Regions from separate parts of the Mus musculus genome. Here regions 1 and 3 are each linked to region 2. Evidence: chromatin loops called from intact Hi-C (ENCODE). Cell type or tissue: left cerebral cortex. All regions are shown on one strand.

Evidence for each region. Hi-C counts contacts between places; a loop is a spot of excess contacts. Peaks named below come from ENCODE experiments on the same cell type or tissue, not always from the same donor. Only the 100,000 strongest peaks of a DNase experiment are listed, where the experiment ranks them.
Region 1: it touches region 2 in a loop (2.2-fold over the local background); 2 of 42 quality-filtered maps call a loop at or near these places.
Region 3: it touches region 2 in a loop (2.3-fold over the local background); 7 of 42 quality-filtered maps call a loop at or near these places.

Annotation. Positions count from the first base shown.
Region 1 is chr15:75,977,245-75,985,244 of GRCm38, forward strand. Ccdc166 (coiled-coil domain containing 166) reads right to left here and starts at 5,041. Exons shown (of 2, transcript NM_146059.2): 1 at 4,557-5,041; 2 at 2,628-4,443. The coding sequence starts at 4,985. The coding sequence ends at 3,523. In left cerebral cortex, CTCF peaks have their summits at 4,902 and 5,102; DNase peaks (open chromatin) are centred at 743, 3,626, 4,389 and 4,697; H3K4me3 peaks cover 1,708 bases; H3K27ac peaks cover 1,448 bases.
Region 2 is chr15:76,066,795-76,074,794 of GRCm38, forward strand. It overlaps Scrib (scribbled planar cell polarity), which reads right to left and starts at 2,990. Exons shown (of 36, transcript NM_001310543.1): 1 at 2,435-2,990; 2 at 867-984; 3 at 683-761; 4 at 496-585; 5 at 351-407; 6 at 200-263; 7 at 26-100. The coding sequence starts at 2,593. Puf60 (poly-U binding splicing factor 60) reads right to left here. Exons shown (of 12, transcript NM_028364.2): 5 at 7,813-7,863; 6 at 5,613-5,774; 7 at 5,439-5,531; 8 at 4,946-5,159; 9 at 4,672-4,862; 10 at 4,388-4,523; 11 at 3,955-4,190; 12 at 3,388-3,833. The coding sequence ends at 3,534. In left cerebral cortex, no CTCF peak of the experiment used is centred here; a DNase peak (open chromatin) is centred at 3,036; H3K4me3 peaks cover 1,807 bases; H3K27ac peaks cover 686 bases.
Region 3 is chr15:75,925,125-75,933,124 of GRCm38, forward strand. Gfus (GDP-L-fucose synthase) reads right to left here and starts at 4,694. Exons shown (of 11, transcript NM_001357005.1): 1 at 4,595-4,694; 2 at 3,768-3,925; 3 at 3,305-3,419; 4 at 1,843-1,971; 5 at 1,675-1,748; 6 at 1,200-1,333; 7 at 1,005-1,069; 8 at 669-735; 9 at 459-538; 10 at 161-260. The coding sequence starts at 3,913. In left cerebral cortex, a CTCF peak has its summit at 4,907; a DNase peak (open chromatin) is centred at 4,725; H3K4me3 peaks cover 1,638 bases; H3K27ac peaks cover 934 bases.

The DNA of each region.
Region 1 (8,000 bases), 90 kb before region 2:
AACAGCAGCTTAAGGGAGAGTTTATTTTGACTCTGTTCTAGAGAGAGTCCACCGTGTCGGGGAAGCACGGCAGTAGACCTGATGCGGGAAGCGCAGAACACACACGCATCCTCAACCACGCTCACCAAGCAGAGGCAAACCCTGAAAGCGGGGAAGGGGTTTTTAATGGAAAAGTCTGCCCCCAGAGACACTTCCTCCAACAAGGCAGTGCCTCCCAAAGGTCCCAGAAACGGCACCACTACCTGGAGGCCACGGGCTCAAAAACATCAAAGCCTACGGGAACATTTCTCATTCTGTCCACAGAAGATGTGGTATTCACCCAACATTGACAACCACAGAGTTCAAGGGAAGGGTTCCACCCAAGCATAACCTGCTGAACCAATATCTTACTTAGTTTATGGAGAAGTTTCACACCAGGCCCCACCTTCAGCTAACACCCCACCTATATTATATACTTCAGCACTTGTGGGAACTGCCTGCAGCTGGGACAGTGTCAGACAAGGTTGGGCACTGGCAGCAGGGAGTGGCCCGATTTTAGATATGGTCTGATGACCTCCCCACTTTGCCGAAAATGTTGCTAGGCGTGAGTTGGCGAGGATGTTTGGGTAGCCAACTCATATGGCAGTAGTAACACCTAGTGAGTGGTTCACACTTCTACTGTAGCATCTGAGGGTTAGGAGATGGCTCACTGGATAAAGCAGTGCTGTGCCTGACGAGGACCCAAGTTTAGATCCCTAGCACCCACGCGGTAAGCTGGATGAGCACGTGGCCCACCCATAATGGTAGAGACGGGATTCCTGGGAGCAAACCGGCTAGCTGGGCTAGCTTAGTACATTCAGCCAGAGACCTCATTAGTACAGCAGAGGGTGATCAGGGAAGAACTCCCTGGTGATGTCAAACTCTGGCCTTCACAAGCACACACGTATGCAAACATACATCCAGAGACACGCAGCACAGGAGATTCCAGTGTCTGATGTTAGAGCTGACAGAAGAGGTCTGGTTTCTAAGCGGGTCACAAGACTGCTCTTGGGCAGCAGGACACCCCCCCCCCCCAATGGTCTACATACTTCTCTCTTTATTCTGCAATTCCGGAGGCTCTGCAACCTGACCATCAGATCTCCTAGGATCCCATGTAGGGAGCTGGAGAGGCGGCTCAGTGATAAGCATTTGCTGTTCTTGCTGAGGACCCGGGTTTAGTTCCGAACACCCAATGAATGGCTCACAAATATCTATAACTTCAGTCCCTAGGAATCGGACACCCCCTTTCACCTTTGCAGGCACCAGGCATGGTAAAACACCCATACACATGAAAATCTCAAGTCTTTAAAGATGTATTTTCTGTATATGGGTTTGCATGTACCTGTGACGGCATCCAGTCCCATTGTTGACGGTTGTGAGTGCCATGTGGGTGCTCAGAATCTTGGAGAGAGCGGCTAGTCTTCTAAACTGCTAAGCCGTCTCTCCAACCCATAAAAAAGACTTTTTTTTTCCTTTTTCTTTATTTTATTTGTGAGGCAGGGTTTTTTTTTTTTTTTTTTAAAGATTTATTTAGTTTGAGGCCAGCCTGGTCTACAGAGTGAGTTCCAGGACAGCCAGGGCTACACAGAGAAACCCTGACTCGAAAAACAAACAATTATTTATTTTTATGTATGTGTGTACACTGTAGCTGTACAGATGTTTGTGATCCTTCATGGGGTTGTTGGGAATTTTTAGGACCTCTGCTCACTCAGTCCCTGCTTGCTCCAGCCCAAAGATTTATTTATTATTATACACAAGTACACTGTAGCTGACTTCAGACGGACCAGAAGAGGTCATCAGATCTCATTATGGGTGGTTGTGAGTCACCATGTGGTTGCTGGGATTTGAACTCAAGACCTTTGGTAGAGCAGTCAGTGTTCTTACACACTGAGCCATCTCTCTCCAGCCCAAGACTGGGTTTCTTTGTGTAGCCTCTGGCTGTCTTGCAATGCACTCTGTAGACCACGATGGCTTCAAACTCAGAGAGACCCACCAGCCTTTGCCTCCCGAGTGCTGGGATTAAAGGCACAAGCCACCACCACCAGGCAAATTAAATTTCTTTAATTTGATCTCTTGGGTGAGTGACCTCTACTTTGCTACTCCCATCCAATCTTGTCCCAGAAATAGCTGCATCAAAGTTCTAGCAACTGTCTAGCCAGCCTACCCTGGTCCAAACAGGTAGAACGTCCATGGGATTTCTGTTGATGCCTGTGTCCCTGAACACAAGATCCCCAAGGCAATGACAGAAGTACCAAGGCTGTGGGCTCCCTCATCTTGCACCCTGGGTCAGGAGGTGTCAACTGCCCTGGACTTCCTGGACAGGAAAGGTGCTCAAAGCCAACAGACTCCAAAACTCAGTTAAGGAGTGCTCTAACGACTGGTCTTGTACATTAAGACAAAGAGGGCTGGAGAGATGGATCAGCGGTTAAGAGCACTGACTGCTCTTCCAGTGGTCCTGAGTTCAATCCCTGGTGACCACGTGGTGGCTCGCAACCATCTGTAATGGGACCCAACACCCTCTTCTGGTGTGTCTGAAGACAGTTACAGTGCACTCATATACATAAATCTTTAAAAAGAAGTTTAAAAAAAAAAAGACAAGACAACGGGGCTGAGGTGGTGGTGGATGCCTTTAATCTCAGCACTGAAGAGACAGAGGCAGGAGGATCTCTTGGATTCAAGGCCAGCCTGACCTATACAGACCCTTTCTATAAAGGAAAGGACAGACCAGCACAATGGAATGTAAGATGTGACCCAGGTAAGATCCATAGCTAGCTACAGACACCACAGGGACAATTTGGCCAGTATGATTTAGTTTACAGTATTTTCTCCAAGGTGCATTTCCTAATTTTAATCATGTCTTGAAGAAAGTTGGGACAGGGCTTGGGCTGTAGCTCAGGAGGTAGCCCTGGGTTCAACACCCAGCACCGGAAGAAAACAGGTCAAAGTCCTATTCAGTAAACACAGGGATATATTTAAAATTAAGGGGCATAACTGTCTCCAACAGAATCCCGGATGGCTGAAAGTACCAAATATATAACATGCATCCCTGTTCATCTAGATGGGTGGCAATGGGAATTCCTAATAATTCTTGCAGTGTTCCCTAAATTGGAATGTATATACATATATACATATACATACCTACATACATATGTGTGTGTGCGTATTATATAAAGCATTGGAAAAGCCCAGTAACTTCTCCCTGTGCTGAGAACAGAATCTGCCCTCTGCTGCTGAAATTACACTACCCAACTTTCCCTAAGCCTGCCTGCCTTGCTGGCTGTTGGTGGAAGAACATCGAATTCCAGCAGCCAAGGATACAACCAGCTCTGCTGTAGCTCGAATAGCAGGCCTCTGCTCACTTGAAATACAAGGGCATCGACCCAGGCAAGTGTCAGAGCGTCACAGAGCTTATTTAACACTTTTATTAACATATCTATGCACCAAGAAATCTTCCAAGGTTTGTCCTCCACCCTATGCCCTACTGGCCTGCCTCCTCGTGTGGGTTCAGGCTTGCTCCAAGACAGTTTCTGTGTCGTCTTCAGCGTTTTCTGCCTCCTCCAACTGTGGGCTGAGAGGGGCCTGATCTTCCAACAGGGCTGTGGGAAGCTTGGAACTGGACTTTGCAGGTGTGTCAATTTCTGGAGAGACCTCACGCAAGGAGGGCTGTGGAGAGATCCGAGAGCCCTCGCGCGACCGCAAGGTACCAGAGGTCATGGATGGAACCCTGGAGCCCTTGCGTGACGGGGTCGCGGATGAGACACGCGAGTCCTTGCGTGATGGAGTCAGAGATGAGACTCGAGATCCTGGATGTGATGGACTCCGGAGAGCAATCACTGACCCAGCCTTCTGAGATAGGCCCGGAAGAGACTCACTGGACAATATAGATGGAGTCTTGGAGGGTCGGTGTGACAGATCCATGGATTGGCCCCGGGAGGTTGGAACTGACTGGGGCGTAGCCTGGGCTTTTAAAACGTGACTGGTTGACCCGATGCGCAAGCTGGGTTGGAGGCTTTGGGGTGGCTGCCAGAGCGGTGGCCCCCCGGGGCCCCTTTGCAACCAGCCGTGCATTTGCTCCAGGTTCTTCAAGTCCACATGCTCCCGGCGCAGCTGCTCCCGCTGCTCTAGCAGCTGCTGTCGCATGTCCTGCAGTAACTGGGTCCTCTGGAGAAGTCTCATGAGTTCTTGTCGGAGATACCCGTTGTCCGCCTTGAGGGCCTGTGCGTGGGAAATGAGGGAACGTGCGGCCTCCCGCTCGGAGCGGCGCGTCAGGGACTGCACTTGCAGCCGCGCCTCCCGCTCGAAAGCCGTCTTCTCATCTAGGAAGCGTCGCTTCACCCCGTGGAGGAGCTGCGTGTGCTCCACGCGCATGTGCAGCAGCTCGCGCTCCAGGGTCCGGATTCGCGCCAGCTGCTCCAGCTGCAGCTCCTACATGGGGTGGGGTGAGGGTTGGGGAGCAGGGGGCGCCGATCAGCGCACCGGTAGGGAGCGCGCCCATCCCTCTGGAGCCCGCCCGGTCCTCGGGGGGCGCGCGCACTGGCCTTGTAGGGCTGGAGCTCCTGCACCCGCTGCGTCATGTTTTCCGCGCGCTTCTTCATTTCCTGCAGCTGAGCGCGCACCCCGTCCTCACGGCCGTGGTAGAAGGACGCTAGCTCCGCTCGCTGCCACCGGATCTGCGCCAGATCCATGCGGTTCTGGTCTTCGACGCGCACGACGGCGTTGGCGCAGCGCAGAGCGTGCGCGCTCACGTAACCGACATAAAGCCGGTTCTCTTCGCGCAGGCGCTGCGCCTCTCTGTTCAGGAACTCGTTGTCCTGCAGCACCTCGTCGATCCGCTGCTCACAGGCCACCAGGCTTTCTGAGAGCAACGCGTACTCGCGCTGTAGGTACTGCGCGCGCTCCGAGAGCGGTTGCTCTGTAGTTTCCTGCTTGCGCCCCGCGTTTTGTCCGCGCTTCTTCTTGGGCGCCATGGCTTGAGGCCCAAGCCAACTGGACTCATGAGAGCGCTGTGCTCCACCCGCTCCCCCAGCTCAGTTACTCTCCCTTCTTAACCCGAAAATTCTGGAGAACTGCACCCTAGGTTCAAGGGTGTGTCTTCTGATTATGAGGTTCAGAGCAGGCAGGATTAAGGATCAGAGAGCACCGTGGCCAATCTGTATATAAGCGTTCCCTCCAGACCACAGCTTTCGCATCCTGGTGCGTAGCTCTAGGAATGTTGATGTCCAGCTTGAACAACCTCTATGGAGACAGAACTTGGTTGCAGTGCCTCGACCTCATCCCATTCTGTTGCTCTGGCAACGGCTTGACTCAATCATTCATTCCCTAAGGTTTCTTATATCCTTGCATGATTCTTCAGTTACAGTGTCGCAGGTCAGGCAGAACTTCAGCTTCAAGACACTGAACTAACTTCCAAGTGCCCAGCCTCCACTCACCCGGGTCTTAGTGCTCTTGCTTTCACTCCACTAGCTGCGCTTCAGGCCCCACAGCATAAGGGGACTCTCACCGACGCTCCCTCCTCTATCCAGCTTTGAGCGAGCTCTCCCCCTTTCCTTGTGAAGTCTTCATGCTCTCAGGATGAAGCCTCCCCACAACATTTGTTTATTTGTGGAGACAGAGTTTCCCTGTGTAACAAAGCTCAGGTTGTCCTGGACTCGCTTTGTAGACCAGACTGGCTTCAAACTCGCAGACATCAGCCTGCCTTTGCCTCCGGAGTGCTGGGATTAAAGGCATTCACCACCACGCTCAGCTCCACACAGCATTTCTAAGGGGACGCTTGGCATCTAAAGCCTTGATGGAATGCTACTACCTTTCAGATAAAATGCACGATGAACAACGGTCTTCATTTCATAATCCAAGCGCTGGAGACTCGGTAGCCAAACCAAAGGGAAACTTTATTTTACAGCCTTGCTAAGTCTGCGCAACCTATTGAAAGGGCAAAAGTAGCTAGTCTGCAAGTTTGGCTCAAAACAGTGATATATATATATATATATACACACACACACACCTATATATCCCCCCCCCCCTCCGAATTCCTCATTGGCTAGGTTCTTCAGGGAGGTAAAATTTTCCCTACTTCTCTGATTGGCATAGAAACTTTCCCATCCTTCTGGGGTTCAAAATCTCCCCCCCTTTCCATTTACATGGGCTCAGTCCCTTAGTAGATCTGTGATAAATTTAAAAGGGCCCACGTAGGAAGGTGCCAGATGCAAGCTAGAGAAGCCAGGGACCTAGTGCTTCCTGCTTGTCTGTGGGCCATTAATGAGTGCTAAGTGCCCCTCAGGTTAAAAATGGACTCTTTTGCCCACTTTTTATTTTTATTTTTTGGCCAGTGCACTTTTCCACGAGGCCCATCCATTCTACCTTCTTAGCTTTCTTTGCCCGTAAGCCAGACATCTAGAGGATACAAGGGGTCCATCGGGGATTTAATGTCTCCCTTTTTGCTATGAGCTCTATACGGACAGTGTCTTTACAGGATTCAATCTTGATCAGAAAACATCAGCAGTGTGCCGGTTTGCTAGTGGATACCGGAGGTGACAACCATTCAGTGGGGGGTGCGGGCTCAGCAGAGTGGCAGCAAATAAACCACGGGCTTGTGTTGACTCTGTACAGGGACGTCACCATCACCCTGCCAAGCAAAAGGGCAGCAGCCAAGATCACCTAGAAGTACTCTCGAACACAACGCCCAAAGTGTTTGTAGTGTTTGACCAATCACAGATCTAGGAGGCAAAAGAGACCTTTGACATGATCAGCGAGGCTGGGCAGTGGTGGTACATGCTTTTAATCCTGGCACTCAGGAGGCAGAGGCAGGAGGATGTTTGAGTTTGAGGCCTGCCTGGTCTACAGAGTTGAGTTCCAGGACACCTAAGGCTATGTGCAGAGATCCCTACCTCAGAGAGGAGGAGAGAAAAAAAAAAAAAGACACAATCAACTAGAACCAAATTGGCTTCCTAAACAAGGAAGAATTGAGAATTGCACTGTCTATTTGCCTCACTGGGGAAAAACCCAGTTGGAGGAAACCTGGGTGCCATGCAATGCCAGGCTCCATCAGTGTCACCGTGTTCCTCAGTATATTTGGGGAGATGTCACCCGGCAGCAGATCCTGAGGATGTCACTAGGAATGCTTTTGGTAGCTTAGATGAAGAAGCAGCAGGGCCAGAAAGACTACCATAGAGAGCTGCTGATATCCCCCATGTGACTGTATACAGAGGAGGAAGTGAGTGAGCTATACAGAGAGGCCCTTGTTCACAAAAGTAGATTTCAGCTACATGGAGTTTACACACAGCTTTCAAGAGGGAGCAAAAGACAAAGATGACTGGCTTCCAGATCGGCAGACAGACAAACATTCCTGCTGCCCCCTGGGGTGTTTCTGAAAGTTTTGTCCTTACCATTATAACTGTTTTTTGCCTTCCTCGTTTTGTATTCTTAACTGTTTGGGGACACATGTGAAGGTTTGATCCTGTAATCTTAGCACTTGAAAGGTGGTGGCAGGGTGATCAAGGAGCTAAAAGCTAGCCTGGGCTACATAAGACCCTGTCTTTAAAAAAAATGTGTAAGTAACTCGGTGGTAGTGGCACAAGCCTTTAATCCCAGTACTGGAGAGACAGAGGCAAGTAGATCTCTGAGTTTGAAGCCAGCCTGGTCTCCAGAGCAAGTTCTAGGACATCCAGATTTGAACAGAGAAACCCTGTCTCAAAATAATAATAATAGTGATAATAATAAAGCATAAGTAAAAATAAAATGATACTAAGCATGATATAGGTATGGCTCCCATAGACCCCTGTGTTTAGTTAGAAGATGTGGTTTTGTTGGAGAAAGTATGTCAATGCTGAGGCTGGCTCTGAGGTCTATGCTGAAGCTCTGCCCAGTGTGGCACAACCATCTGTATCTTTCTGCTGCCTGTGGATCAAGATCTAGAACTCTCACCTCCATCTCCAGCACCATGTCTGTCTACACACTCCCTTGATGGTAATGGACTGAACTTCTGG
Region 2 (8,000 bases):
TAAAGCCAGTCCCACCCTCACTTACCGGGGGCAGCGCTGACAGTTGGTTTCGGTCTAACCATAGCTCCCGAAGGTTAGGCAGAGCCCCCAGGGTGTCAGGCTGCAAGAATGGACAAAGACAGGAGAAAGCAGTGTGACACCCAGGAGCAGCAGCTGCCCCACAGCACACCCTTGCTTCCCCAGGCAGCCCTCACTGCACCAGCACTTCCAGGTCGTTGCCTCCCAGATCCAGCTGTTCCAGCTTCACCAGGAAAGACAGGGACCTGTACAGAAGACAACATCTGCATGTGGCCACTCAGGCCACGCCCCAGGGTAGCTCTACCTCTGCTGGGTGGAGGCCCCAAACTTACGCAGGGAGAGATTTAAGCAGGTTCTCCCGGAGTTCCAGGGTCACCAGATTGGCCAGGCTGAAAGAGACCAAGGACCAGGGCTGAGGAAGGCAGAACCAAGACAAGCACTGCCTATACCCAGATCCACTCATCAAGGGGCACTCACTTGCCCACATCTCCAGGCAGTGCCTGCAGGGACACGTCATTCAGGGCCAGGTGAGCCAGGCTGCGTAGCTGTGTGAAGCCATCCGGAAGTCTGGAGAAACAAAGCAACACAGGCCTCAGATACGCATGGAAGAGCTCTAGACCCTGCCGTGGCCAAGAGCCAACCCGCACTGTGGGCTAACACTTACCTAGACAGGGGGTTCCCACTGAAGTCTGCAATCTCCAGAGCCTTACAGAACTTTATGCTCTCAGGTATCTCAGGAATATCTGTGTTTGGAGAGGGTGCCGTGAGGATGGCACGCCTCAGGAGCTCCCAGGAGCCCCTATGCTCCCCCCTATGTTCACGGAGTGCCACCCGCCCTCCCCCCCTACCGTTCCGGGACACATCTAGCTCCACCAGCTGCATGAAGTTGGCCACTTCAGGAGGCAGCCGCTGGATCTCGTTGTCACTGAGGCCCAACTTTCTCAAGTTCAACAGTCGGAAGAAGGGCTGTGGGCAGAAGATGTGATCAGGGGAACAGGCTCTATAGCCAAAGCCCTATGGGTATGGGAGAGTTTCCAAACCAGGAGGATCATGGCCACAGGGTCCTGGACCTCTTTGTATCCCAGGTCACACAAGGTTCTGCGGCTCTAGCCATGATACCCAGTGTGCTGAAAAACCAGACAAAGAAGCCTGCAAAACACACCCCTGCCCACCTGATGCCTGGTCTCCCTTGTGTCATTTGTCACATGTACCACTGCTGTTCTGCAATGATACTCTGCAACTGCTGAGGGGGACTCTCCTAAGATACTGTCAGACCTACGCTCTCATTTCTCGGTGGAAAGCCCACCTCTCACTATTACCCAGATGTCACCCAGATAACATGCCCCAGGCAAGACATCAGCAGCTCCCAAATGGATAGCCCCTGCCCTCTGCCCTATGGGTCAGTCACTCTCAGTATCCTACCTACTATCCAAACTACCTCTTCTAAAGGAGTTTGGAGCTCTTCAGGAACCCCAACAATGAACAGCAAGAGCTTAACAAAGAGAGAACAACAATAAAAACACCAGAGAGCACTGGGGTGGGTTGTGGGTGGTGCACATCTTTAGTACCCACAGAGGCAGGTGGATCTCTGAGTTCTAGGACAGCCAGAATGAATTCCAGGATAACCAGGGTTACGAAGGGGAAACCCTGTCTCAAGAAACAGAACAAAAAAAAAAAAGCAATAACAACAACAGGCACCAGAGAGAAACACAAGTGCAAAATGTCCAAGATTCACACACGGATACCATAAAGGTCTATGAAGAACACCCGCAACGCCACCAGCCGGCAAGAATATCAGACCACTGAGTCCCCTATCTCAGAAAAGTAAGTCCTACATAACCTGCCTCCTTTGGCCTTCCTTCTAGTGTGGCCTCAGAACAACAACAACAAAAAAAACCCCAAACAAACCCGACAGGAAGGAACACAGACAGTGAAAGGTGGGCTCTCCGCTGAGCGATGACAGAATAGATCTGACACTGCAAGTATCTTAGGAGAGTCCCACTCAGCACTGCAAACCTCTCCTCCCAAAACGAAGGCAGAACACAGTGCAAGAAAACCAACTTCCTACCCTTAAAGTAGCCCAACTAGCTTTAACAGTTGCTAACCCGGGTCGGTCTCGCACCCTGGACCCATCCTCCTCCTGTGCTCTCATGGGCTTCTCTGTTGGCTCCCCTTTTAGGTTCAGTATCTACTTAGTCCCCAGACAGGTTGCCACCAGGTGCCAACACCGGCGGCTGGAGGAGGGTGGGGCTGGCTGGGGCGGGGCTCTGACCAGTAGGAACCTGCAGGGCCGGCTGGAGGTTGCGGTGCCCAGCTCGGGCAGCGCCTGCTGAGATCTCGCTCCAGCCGGCTGCCCCAGAAGTCATACACCACCCCGAGAACTGAGCGCGGGGCAGCAGGTGCGGCGGCCGCTCACCTTAGGTAGCTCGCGCAGCTGGTTGGCGTCGAGGAGCAGCTCCTCGAGGCTACGACTGTAGCGGTAAATCTCCTCTGGCACAACCTGCAGCGAGCAGTGCCGCTTATCCACCGACTCCACGTGCCGGTTACAACGCCAGAGCGGGATGCACTTCAGCATGATGCGGGCGGGCAGTGAGCGCGGGCTCGGGAGGCGCTCGGCGGGCTCGGGCCGGGGGGCGGGGCTCGGCCCGCATGAGCGCCGAGCGCGGGCGGAGCGGCGCGCGCGGGGGTGGGGCGGGCAGCCGGGTCCCGGACTGTGGCCGGGGTCGGCGCTCGGCTCGGCCCGCGTTCAATACGAGCTGTAGGCTCCGACGGCGGCACACAGCTGGCAGCACGGCCTGACCCGGCAGCGCTTTCTTAGGCGCTGGGGGCGCGGCGGCGGCTCCGCATCCCGCCCGGCCTGCTCACCTAGCAGCTCATCCGCCCGCAGCACCGCAGCCGGAACCGCCGCCGCTGCCCGCGACAACCGCCCAGCCGCGCAGCCCGCCGGGAAGCCTAGGCCCGCCCTCTCTGCTCAAAACTACAGCTCCCAAAGGGCCACGCGGCGTGGCGTCTCCGACGACCCGTAGCGGTCTCGCGCGGGGCATGTCGGGATTTCCGGCCTCGCTCTGGCGTAACCCATACTAGCAGGTGTAACAACTCAGATGCCCGCCCGCCCACAAAATGCTCTCTTGGTCCTGGATCCTACAGATCTCAGGGCCAGACAGCTCTCAGAGCTATCCACGTGAGCAAGGCTGCAAGCCAGCACTCCCCACAAAGGAAGATAAAGCAAGGCCTGTCCACCCCGGTCCCTCCTGTTCACCCCTGCACAGCAGGCTGAACGCCCTCCTTGTCCCTGGTGCCTTGGAACCCTGATAAGACATTCCACACACAACCAGCTTGGGTCACAGGACCAATTTCAGACACAGGGACTTCAGGGCCAGTGGTATCTGCATCTTTATGTACACTACAGGGTGGGTTGGGCAGAGTGCCTGGTCCCAGGGACACACCACGGTTAACACTTTACAAAACCCAAAGGAAGGAAGGGGCAAGTGCAAGTCCAGGAAATGAGGCCAAAGTCACGCGGAGAGGTCGCTGTTATCAAAACGCTCCTGGTCATACACTTCAGCCACCACCTTGCGACCACCAAACCAGCGCCCATTGAGGGCCTGGATGGCCTTGTGAGTCTCTGAGGCCATGGAGAATTCCACAAAAATCTTGACGATGATTTCTGCATCTTCCTCTTCGCCCTGTTTTTCTTGATAGATAATGACCCGGTTCACAGCACCAAATTTGCCACACTCCTCTGTCACCTCTCCCTCCAGGTCGTCATCGATGTCCTTGGGGTCCACCATGTTTCGGAGAACCATCACTGTAGACTGTAGGAAAGACAATTGACTGCTGTGACTGTGGGAAAGACACCTGAATGCTGCGACCTATCACCCACTACTTCACATTCATACCGCCGAGAGCGGGCCTGGCACGAGCCCACCTACTTACCTCCTGTTTTCTGAGTAGCTTTTGCATGACCATGTGGCGAGCACTGCTGCCCGAGATGCTCATGTGCTCCTGCTCACTCAACATCTCTGGCCGTTCTGACTCAGGAAACAGCTCCTCCTCTTCCTTCTCCTTCTTGGGCTCCAACAGACCCAACGTTGGCGGGCTGGCGAGAATGGGGTTCACTACTCCCACAGAGGGGATGGTGACCGGAATAGGAGGGCGGGCTGGTGTCACACCTGCAGCAAAACCAACCGAGTTTAATAGCCACACATACACTCTCCTGTTTGGGAAAGAGTAAAGAGATGGTTGGCGATAGCCAGCCTGTCCTGGATTCAAGGGATTACACCGAAGTAAGTATGGGTTGGGAAGCTGAAGACAGACCCTAGAGGAGAGGGGAAAGGAATGGAAGAGAACCTGATCAACTCAGACTCACCTGTGATGACTCCAGGGGCCTGGGCAGCCATGACAGCCTGGGGTAGGGCCCCTAAGGGCTGGGCCAGTGTCAGTGCTGGGGACACTAGTCCTGGTGTGGCTAAAGTACCCAGCACTGCTGCTCCAGCCACTGCTTCCTGCAACCAAAAGACAAGCAGAGTCAGTTTCTAGTCTGTTCTCACAGTCAGTTCTTTGTTCCCACCCAAACCATCTAAGAGCCAGTTCCCAAAGGCTGAGTGGGTCTGTCCACCCACTGTCCACACTCATCACTGCACCAGCTCTCACCTGAGCTGTAATCTTGGCCGTGGCTGCAGCTGCGGCCACAGCAGCAGCAGGCGGGAGACCTCCAGGCGTGGCAGGTGTTAGCAGGGGCATGGGGGGTGTGACGGCCTTGCCCACCCTCAAGTACTGGCCACCCAGATCAAAGAGGTTCATGGAGGACACAGCATCCTGGGACGACTGGGCCTTCTCATATTCTGCAGGGCAGGATGAGCAGTGAGAAAAGCCAGCCCCAGTAAGAGGCGGGCTCCCTCTTCTCCTTGGCCCTTCCCAAACTCACCGATAAAACCATAGCCCTTGTGCTTGCCAGTTGTGGGGTCCCGGGCCAGCGTACAAGACTTGATCTTGCCAAAGGCTTCAAATACACTCTTGATGTCATCATCAGACAGGTCTTGATGTACAGAGGCCACATATATTCGGTTGAAAGCCCTAGCTTCCTCAGCCAGCTGATCTATGATGGGTTGGGCTTGTCCAATGTTGCTGGGTCTTCCCACCTGAAGAAGGTCAAGAAGAAACATCAGCCTAGGCCTGTGGTGACTGCTTGTATGTATGTAACTTCACGGAACAATTATTCTAGGTCCAAGACCAAACTTTTTTTCTTTTTTTGGTTTTTCAAGACAGGGTTTCTCTGTCTAGCCCTGGCTGTCCTGGAACTCACTTGTAGACCAGGCTGGCCTCAAACTCAGAAATCCGCCTGCCTCTGCCTCCCAAGTGCTGAGATTAAAGGCGTGTGCCACCACTGCCCGGCTAAGACCAAACTTTCTTGTCCTTACCTTGATGTTCCTGCCCCCAAGCATCACAGAGTTCATCTGCTCCAAAGCGAGCTGCGCAGCTTCTGGGACCTCGTACTCCACGAAGGCAAAGCCCTGAATACAGGAAGGTGTTAGAAGGCAAGGAAAGCAGACAGAGGGCAAGCTAGAGCCCCAGGGTAGCTCTCATCTGCTTACCTTATGCTTCATGGTAACGGAGTCCCAGGACATATCAATGCTCTTGATGGGGCCAAAGGGAGCAAAGGCCTGGCGAATAGTGTCTTCTCCCAGCTCATAGTAGATGGAGCCCACATAGACCCGGCACATGATAGCCAGTGCCCGCTGCCGTTGAGCTGCCATCTGCAGCAGGACAGAAGGAGAGAGCCACTGGCTTGTCAGGAAAGTGGGAGACTCAGCAACCCTCTCCCATCCTGGCCCACCCGCCCAGCTCTGCCGTGGGAAGGACTCCCCACGCAGCAGTGAGGTGCAGGCTGGGCCCTTGCAGCCAGGGTTTAGGGGTCAGCAGGACCCCACCCCAAGGAAGGCCAGGCCCAACGGCAGGACATGGAAGTACCCAGCCCGCCCAGGTCCCAGACAGACTTTGGCAGCAGAGCTGACGGGTGGTCAGAAGGCAAGGCTGAATGACCTGTAATCCAGCCCACTTCTGTAGTCTGGAGGCCAGGTACCTGGGCTGGGCTGGGAGATCCTCCCACTAGTCCAGCCAAGTATTGGGACAGAAGAGGGAAGGAGGAGCTGTCCAAGCCAGACACACCTACTGGCATGGAGGCCAGAAGAGAGGGTGGCAGAAGACAGGGCAGCCACTGCCCAGAAGAGATCCCAGGGAAGGAATTTGGGAGCCCAGAAAGGGGCTCTCTGGAGAGAACAAGGAGCAAGTGCTCATGCAGGGAGACACAGGTGAGGACTCAGTGTGCTCTATACTTCCCCCATCCCAACACCTCCCACAAAAAAGAGCTGCTGGGAGCACATGACTGTAGCCACAAGAGCTGGCCCAGGGAAGAGCATCACAAGGCAGCAGAGAACCCAATGAAGAAGCCTCGGGGATCCTTAGGGCTGGGAAGCTGGCAGGACTAGCAGTGAGCTGGGCCACTGTAACGAGGGACCACCCATGCCCTGGGAAAGGTTCCTTCCAACACTTCATAGATATGCCAGGCAAGGGGTTCTAGAGCCAGAAATAATGGGCCGCAGGTATGGCCCCATGGGCCAGGGCCTTCCTCCTTAACACAAACAAGGGCTCCTCTCACCCTAACAAAGGTCCCAGTGGCAATTTACTTCTTCAGACATTAGAAGGCCTAGTACAGCCCAGTCTCCCTAAGAGAGGACTTAAAGGTCCACCAACACAACTCATCCAGGTGGGGCCTATCTTTCCTCACATTAGAAATTCCCTGAATTTGGGACCATTCCCTCAAACTTGCTGCTAACAAGCCTCAGGCTACTGTCCAGATGAAGGGCCCCAATGGTAGAGCTACCCCTTCTCTAAGGCCCACACAGACATGAAGCCACATCTGTCCTTCAGGTCACAGTTTGACAAGAGAGTGCCAAGTCTCCCTTTCATGGTGAGACTACCCAACTACAGGCCTCTCTGACCATATCTCCCAGGACTCTACAGAGGGTCAACAGCTTCTTTTCAGACATGCTTTCCAGAGTAAACAGAGTATGTCTCAAATGTGAAGGCAACTCATCCAGGGGTGGCCTCCAAGTGGACACCCCAGAGAAAGGGTCATGTCTTTCCCACAGGATCTCCCAGGATAGGGCCTGGCTACTTCAACTTGCCTCTGGGCAAGGAAGAGCCATCTCCTTCCCAGACGCCTCTGCTTAATGCAGCCATGGCCATGTGGCCTCTACCCCTCACTGAGAGCTAGGTCTATGACCCAAGTTATTATTTGCCCTTCCCTCTCTTGCTCACTCAGGCCCCCAGCCCCCAGCCCATCCATCCATCCTCCCTCCAGAGCATGATGGGGCCACAGTTAGGACCCCTCTCTTATCAAGGAGCTTGACCCCAACCCAAGAGCCTGGGCAGCCTGGAGACTGTCGGAGCTGGAGGCCCACAGGTACATCCCCCACATGGGGTGGCAAGGCACAGATGAGCCTGGCATTGGCAGCTACCCTCCCTGGCTGGCTGCCGCGGCTGCCCTCCGCAGTTACCTGGCCGGTTAGTTTTAAGGTGGGCCCTCAGAGCAGATGGAGGCCTCCCCAGGGGCGGTCCCGGGGTGAGTGCCCACACCACTGGCCCCACCATGCCTGGCGCTCTGCTGTGCTCGTCCAGAGCTGGCGGGCAGGGCCGGCCAGGGGAGCAAGGTCCCCAGCAGTGGGCTGCACTGCCCCCCTCTAGCCCTGACTAAGGACATGAGCCCCAGAAGAAGTGAGCATTTCTATTGACCGATTGCAAAGGTGAGAGAGGATCTCCAAAGCCCATTGTCACTGCTGCCATCTGAAAGACAGTAAAGACAGAGTTCAGTCTGTTGGAGCCGAGCAGTCTCCCGCTCTTGTCAACACCTCACGCAGACAGCAGCAAGGCGCGGAGTCCCCGCCCTGCCAGGGAGGCCCGCCTGCCTTCCCACACTGCTG
Region 3 (8,000 bases), 140 kb before region 2:
CCAAGCCGGCAAAGCAACAGACCCCATGGTCCCAGTACAGAGGCTAAGACCTCAGCAGGGAACCGGGAGAAACAGCTGTTGCTGAAGCCAGGGGCTAACTGGCAAAAAGCCTGAAAGCAGGTTGGGGTGGTTAAGGGTTGTGGAAGGGACAGGAACTTACCCTGCTTGAAGGGTGTGAAACGGAAGTCGGGCAAGTAGGACCGCAACTTGCCATTGCTGGCTGTCTTCTTATATTGCCCATCTGACTTTGTTGAATCAAACTGGATGCCTTGGTCAAGACCATAACAGAAAGAGTACTATTTCCCCCACTATATCCCCCCACCCCCTCACCCTACCCACCGCTGCCAGGGCAAGCACCACCAGAAACAAAATGGTGTTGTTAGCCATCCGACATGGGAAAACGGAATTACTCCTCCACACTGCCTCACCAGCATCCCATCACCAGAGCCAAAGGATACAGTGACTTCCCCATTGAAGTCCATGGCCTCCACTACAGCCTCAGCTGCCTCCTTGATGGACACTTCATCTTCCTCACCCACTGTGGGGAACCATGGGCCAGCAGTCAGTCAGGCCTCCCTGTCCAGACCCCTAGGGGCATGTCTGCTCCCACTCCTCAGGGTAGACGCAGGTCCTGCCTGCTGTAGGAGAGGCAGCTGCCGGATGCCCACCTGAGAGGATGATGGGCTCCACCTCACTGTACTCCCGTAGGACCCAGATGAAGAGCCGGGCGAGGTCCTGGAGGTCAAGAGGTCAGGTCAAATCCATAGGTGAGTGAGCACTAGATGGCCCTAGTGGGAAGGCTGGACCACTGTTCCTGCTCCCTTGGGAGCACAGCCAGGGCTCACCCTGATGGAGGTCCCTCACTCGGGGCACACTTTCTCCTACTGAGCCAAAGTTGTACTCTTGGGGACTTGGCAAGGTTCAAGGATGGTTTCCTAGGTCTCCACCTCCCACACAGCTTTACTGGGAAGGCCATGCTCTCCCCCCCTACTCCCCAAACATACCAGTGAGTAGATGAACTGCCTCCGCGGCTTCCCTGTACCCCACACCGTCAGGGCCGAGTCACTACCTACGGATGGGGCGGGTGTCAGAGCTCTGCGGCCAGGCCCGGTCCGGTCCCCTGCCCACCCCACAGCTGCGCATGAAGCCCCCACAGGCAGGTAACCTGGGCCAGGCGTGTGCCGGATGGCTGCACTCACTCTTGGCCAGGTGCACCTTATGGATGAGGCCGGGTAGCACGTGGCCATCTTCGATGTTGAAGTTGTCATAAGGCCCAAAGACATTGGTAGGGATGACGGCGGTGAAGGTACAGCCGTGCTGCTGGAAGTAGGCTCTGTGGAGGAACAGTGTTTCCTCATACCATCCCCAGAATGTGCCCCTAGTGTCCCCAAGTCCTTCTGAATCTGGTTTCTTTTTTTTTTTTTTTTTTCCGAGACAGGGTTTCTCTGTATAGCCTTGGCTGTCCTGGAACTTACTTTGTAGACCAGGCTGGCCTCGAGCTCAGAAATCCGCCTGCCCCTGCCTCCCAAGTGCTGGGATTAAAGGCATGCGCCACCACCACCCGGCTGAAACTGGCTTAAGAATGACATAAATGAGGCAGCAGGAAGGCCTCACTAACCCCAGGGTCCGTCCTCCCCTCTCCAGAGAGGCCTGGGCAAGACCAAGAGGCAGCACCTGTTCTGCACGTCAATCATCCTCTTGGCGTATGAGTACCCGAAATTGCTGCTGTGAGGCGGCCCGTTGTGGATCTGGAGAAGGAGGAGGAGGAGATGCACTGAGAACCCCCATTTCTTGGTTCTGACCACACCTTCAGGGGCCACCCCAGGAGGCCCCACGCCTCACCATTGTCTCGTCAATAGGATAGGTGGTCTTGTCAGGGAAGATGCAGGTGGACAGGCAGGAGACCACCTTGCGAGCGCCCACCTCGAAGGCCGAATGCAGGACGTTGTCATTGATGTGCACGTTTTTCCGCTGCGGTGGGTGGCACAGGTGGGTCAGGCTGCCCGTGGAGGACCCGAGCTCTCTCCTGATCCTCCACACACAGACATGGCTCAGATATGAGTGCCATCTGTGCCTATGGATTTGAAGCGCTTCTAGAATAAGGCTAAGCCTCCCTGCATTGACCTCATAGAAGCCACCATCCTCTAGGAAGGACCACCAGGAGGTCCTGCCCTGCCTGCCTGGGTGTAGAGGCCAGAGGGGCATCCTCAGGGCTACTGAGCACAGGGTAGGTAGGTAGTAGAGATGCAGAAAACTTTACGTGGGGCTCCCACTACAAGGGACACGCCTTCCTTCCACTTCCGACTCGTGAGGAGTCAGTGCCTTGCCCTGTGCCTCTCTAGTTTTCTTCCCTAAACATATATAAGGCATGTTGGTCTAAGAACAGGGGAGAGGTAAAGACCATGCAGTTTGCTGAAAAGAGTGGGATGGGCAAGAAGAGCTTTGGTTGAGAGTCCTGGGGCAAAATCTGGTGGGAACCTTTGCATACTGCAGTGTCTAGTTAGGCCAGCTAGATCAAAGCCACTGACTGCTCAAAGGCAGGAGGGCAGATTCTCAGGAGCACGGTGGGCAGAAGCAGGGCTCTTCCGTTTTGCCCCTTCTCCTAAGGCACATGCTACAGACACTCCAACATACGGGAGTGGTTGGTAGATTCAGAGGGCTGAGGAAACCAAGCCTGGGAGTACAAGAATCTGGCAGCCTGGCCAATGATGGAGCACGCCTTTAATCCCAGCACTCCAGAGGCAGAAGCAGGCAACGAATCTGTGAGTTTTGAGGCTAGTCTTGTCTATAGAGAAAGTTCCAGGACAGGCAGGGCTACAACCCTGTCTCAAAAACCAAAACAAATCAACAAACCCCCAAAAACAAAACAAAAAGGAGAGAAAGAAAGAAAAATTTGGGGGTCAGAGAGATGGCTCAGCAGTTAAGAGCACTGGCTGCTCTTCCAAAGGATCAAATCCCAGCACCCACATGCTAGCTCATAACTGTCTGTACCTCAAGTTCCAAGAGACTAGACATCCTCACACAGACATACATACAAGCAAAACACCAATGCACATTACGTAAATAGATATAGACAGACAGACAAACAGACAATCTAGCAGCCAAGCAAGCTCAGTCCCAGATACATAGTGTGGTGTGCAGGTTTCTTTCAGCTTCTCAATCTGCAGGTCGGCACTTGGCCAAATGTCCTGAGGGCTGTACAAAACCAGCCCTCGGGGACTTCTTGGGGGTAAACCTGTGGAAGTTTCAAGAACCTAAGCTCCTGGCTCCCAATGCTTGTTGCCCCTGGAGCACTCCAACTTACCCAGAAATCCAAGTTGTATTTGATATTCCGGAAAAGGCCGCCTACCATTGCAGCGAGATGGATGACGTGGGTGGGCTGTACTTTCTGGAAGAGTGCTTGGGTTTGGGCTGCATCCCTGAGGGAAGCCAGGATGTCAGGGGAGGGCTAGGGAGGCCTGAGGAGATCAGGAGTTTGAGGCTTGGGCAGTGAGTCTAGAAACTGAATGGATCCATGGCTGGAAGGGCAGCCACAGAGACAAGTAGCTAAGTTCAGAGCTTTAGCAGCTGTCGGCTGGGAATCCCGGAACTACAGGAGGATGTTTACTTAAGAGCACAGCCAGCAACTACAGCCTGTCACCTGGCAGGGAGGACCCAAACTCGGGGTAGATTACTTCTAGGCTCAGGAACAAACCCGGTCAGGGTATTATTCTGTCTGGAAAGGGAACCAAGAGGAGGAATTGGGTCTGAATATGGTCGCAACTTACGTCAGATCTGCATCTTTGGAGGAGACAAACACCCATTCCTCTCCAGGTAAGCCGGCCCCATCTGCAACCACCTTCTGGATGGCTCTACCCACCAGTCCAGAGCCCCCTGTCACTAGGATCCTCATGGATCCATGGGGTTCGCCCATTATGGTCTGCACCTGGAGGGCCAAATGGTGTAAGCTAAGGAGGATACAGGATGTGCCATTTTCCCTACCCCATTCTCCTTGGCCAATGGCAGCAGGCACAGAATCAAAACTTCCAAGGAGGAGCGACAACAGGCTGACAGACACACCCAACTCTGTTCCCCCAGGAAGTCCTTTGCCCTGGGCATTATAGCTTCCTGCTGGCCGCCATCCCAAACAAAGTAGCTTGGTTCCAACCCATGACCCTACTAGGCAGAGGAAAGGTACACCTCATCCCTACGACTGCAAAATTAGGGCTGGCAGGTCCCTGCACAGATCATAGCGGCTGCTTCTCCCCAACGTTCACCCTACAGACAGACAAGGGGCGGTGCTCGTACTTGGAGTCCCGTACCCACAAATGCTGAGCTGATAGCCTACGGTCTAAGAAAGCCTAGTAGTTTAGGGCAGGGTGCACCGCTGGACGGCCTCAGGACGCTGGAATTTTTTACGGTTTCTGTAGGGGGGCTCTGAACCAGCCGCATGGCTCCACCGTTACCAAGATGAGCAAGGGCCCGGGCCCCAAACCCCTTGGTTCCCGACCCAGCCCAACCCCACGTAGACCCACAATGCGAGACGTACTCTTACGGCCCTGACCAGCCTGCGAGATCCCCGGTTTGCTGCGCCGAATCCAACTGTAAATCTCACCTGCGATGGGTTCCACCAGCCCAAGAGCTACTTCCGGTGCACAATTCTCCAGCTATTCCCGGTTCAAGTGGAGGGGGGCGAGACCCTCCCGGGGAACTCTGGGAAATGGAGTCTTTGTCACGCGCCAGTGAGGCGCGGGCCCTTCTGGGAAATGTCTTCTGGGCCTCACGGCCATCTGGGAAACCGAGTCCTGTGGGCGGGGCGGGGATGGTCCCGTCTCACCGCTGGAACTGCAATGCAGAGGACAAGCTGCACACCTAGACACACTCTAGTGGTTAAACGGACACAGGTCCCTCAAGGGACTAGTGGGCTGGCAAGGAATCTCCAGTTCTTATCCTGCAAGGAAAATCATTTCCCATTAGCCGGTCTGCGTGTCTGAGTGGCCAGGCGCCTGGCTGAGCCAGCATCCCTTACCAGTTGTGTGTTCCAGCCAAGAGTTCACACAAGACTCGATTTCTTTACCTAAATTGAGTATTTTAAAGCAGTGAATAAAATCTCTTCTACCTCGACAACATCTTAAAGTGTGTTTCATAATGAAAAATTAAAATATCAGCCAATGTTGGAATGGTGTTTTTAAAGGTACTTAACTCCAAGCCTGTTCGTCTGAATTCGATCCACTCGGATCCACTTACTGGAAAGCCAGAACTGACTTCCACAAGTCGTTCTCTGATTTTCACGCTCACACTGTCCCACACATGTACCCATACATAAAAACTAAATAATGTATAAAAAAAAAACCTAAAAAATATTGGTTATGAGGAGGTAAGTAGGACAGCAGATTATTCAGTTTAGCTAAGTTTATATGTCTATCAACTGTGATAGTAGTGTTAATTTAAAAATAGAGACACAGGCTTAAGAATACACACACAGAGTGTGGGAGAGCACACTCTACCTTTAATTCCAGCACTTGAGAGGCAGAGTCAGGCAGATCTCTGAATTTGAGGCCAGCCTGTTCTACAAAATGAGTTCATCCCCCTGAGCCTCTTCTAATTTTTTTAAATCTATTTATTTTATGTATATGAGTACACTGTAGCTGTCTTCAGACACACCAGAAGAGGGTGTCAGATCCCATTACAGATGGTTGTGAGCCACTATGTGGTTGCTGGGATTTGAACTCAGGACCTCTGGAAGAGCAGTCAGTGCTCTTAACCGCTGAGCCATCTCTCCAACCCGCCTCTTCTCATTTTTATGTCTTTTAAATGACTCATTGAATTTAGTTAGAGTTTGCAATTGTGGACCAGAGTCTAGTACAGCTGTTACCAGCCCCTTCCAGTGTTGAGGAATAATTCTATTTTGAGTAGCCCAGTTACTTAGAATTTATTCCACAAAAGACAAATTCATCCCATATGAAACCACAGCCTCTTTAAAATGCCTCAGATCTATCATTTCTTTTTATTTTACCTTATTTTATTTTTTTTTATTTTACGTGTACGCACTGTAGCTGTACTGATGGTTGTGAGCCATCATGTGGTTGCTGGGAATGAAGGTTGCTTGCTCCGGCTGGTCCTGCTCACTCTGGTTGGGCCCCGCTCCAGCCTAAAGATTTAGTATTATATCTAAGTACACTGTAGCTGTCTTCAGACGCGCATCAGAAGAGGTCGTCAGATCTCATTACAGATGGTTGTGAGCCACCAAGTGGCTGCTGGAATTAAACTCAGGACCTTTGGAAGAGCAGTCAGAGCTCTTAACCACTGAGCCATCTCTCCAGCCCTAACCCTTACTTTCAAAATGGGCTGTTTCATCATACTGTCCTCCTGCTTTTTTAGATATCTCTGACTTGCCTACCCTCTGGCATAGTTTCTTTCCTCTTTCCTTCTGCAGAAAACTTCCTTCTCTTGCTCAGTCATGGGGACTGAGCCCTTTTGTTCTCCATTTTCTGTCACTTCTTGCCCTCCCCAGTGCTTCTGTTTCCACCTGCAAGTTTTCCAACTGCATAGCCATTCTCCCAACTTTTTGGAAACAGAATATAGGAAGAAAAAAAGAAAAAAACAAAACAAAACAAAACAGGAAACCCCTCTGGTAGCAGAGCATGGGGTATCTCAGTAGAAGCAACCACATCTTGAAAAAGAATACCCATTTGAAGTGGAAGTGTCTGGATATGTCAGGTGACACAGACTCACGTGGTGTTTGGCTGAGATGACACCTTGTGGCAGGACATGTGGAATTTGGAGAGAGTATAACTAGGACAGTGACAGCATGCTTGCATAGCTAGCTCTGTACCGCTTTGTTGGCCTCTTCTCTTTAGCTTTGCTGACCTTTACTTCCTTTGCTAATCATGGCTTCGTTGAGAGAGGCATGGCAGAGACCATTTTCTGTGTCCCCTGCTGGTCCTGGTCAATCCTGCTGTCTTGTGATGATTGGTCGAGGCCTGGAGCTTTCTACTAGATAGTGCCACTGCTGCTGACTTGTGTTTGGTACCCTGACACTACTGAACTAGACTGCTAGCATCCTGACAAACCGAGATTGGAATCGCCTCAAGGAACTACTTCTAAACAGGTCTGTGTCTCCTTCTCCTGCTTACCATCTTTTCTCCCCACCCTTTGGATGGTGGGCTAGAAGGGAGGTTGAAGCATTTGTGAACCCTTATTAAAAGTAGGATTTAAGGGCTGGCGAGATGACTCAGCGGGTAAGAGCACTGACTGCTCTTCCAAAGGTCTTGAGTTCAAATCCCAGCAACCACATGGTGGCTCACAACCGTCTGTAATGAGATCTGACGCCCTCTTCTGGAGTGTCTAAAGACAGCTACAGTGTACTTACATATGATAAATAATAAATAAATCTTTTTTTTTAAGTAGGTTTTAAAAATCTAAGCCTACAGGGCAGGAGGGGAGGGGAAGGGAGGGGAGGGGTGGAGAGAAGGAGAGGCCGGCCATGGCCATGAGCATGTGGAAAGAGGGGTGGGGGAAGGGGATGGGAAGGGGAAAGGAAGAGCAAGAGAGAAGCAAGAGAATGAGGAGAGGACAGGCAGCCCCTTTTATAGTGGGTCAGGCCTACCTGACTGTTGCCAGGTAACTGTGGGGTGGAGTTTAGACAGAATGCTAACACTCCCAGCTACCTTTTAAACTTAACCTGACTATTCTATCCCATGACTCTTCACGTGGGTACCTCTATGCCTCTCTGCTCCCACTCCTATCCATGTCTGTTCTCTTCTGTGTCTGCTTCTGATTCTCCTGCTTTCCTCCCCTGCTTCATTCTCACTGCCCAGAAGTTCCACCCTTGTAATTCCTGACCCTGCTATTGGCTGTCAGATCTTTATTACAACCATTCAGCAGCAGGCCAATGCCTGAGATATTGCTTAGATTGCCTTAGCAGGTGAGGAAGGACAAGCAAGTGAGGAAGGAAAATCCAGTGATGGACCATAGAAGACAATACAAAAATCCTGCTAACACTTAGCTCTCTGCTGGTA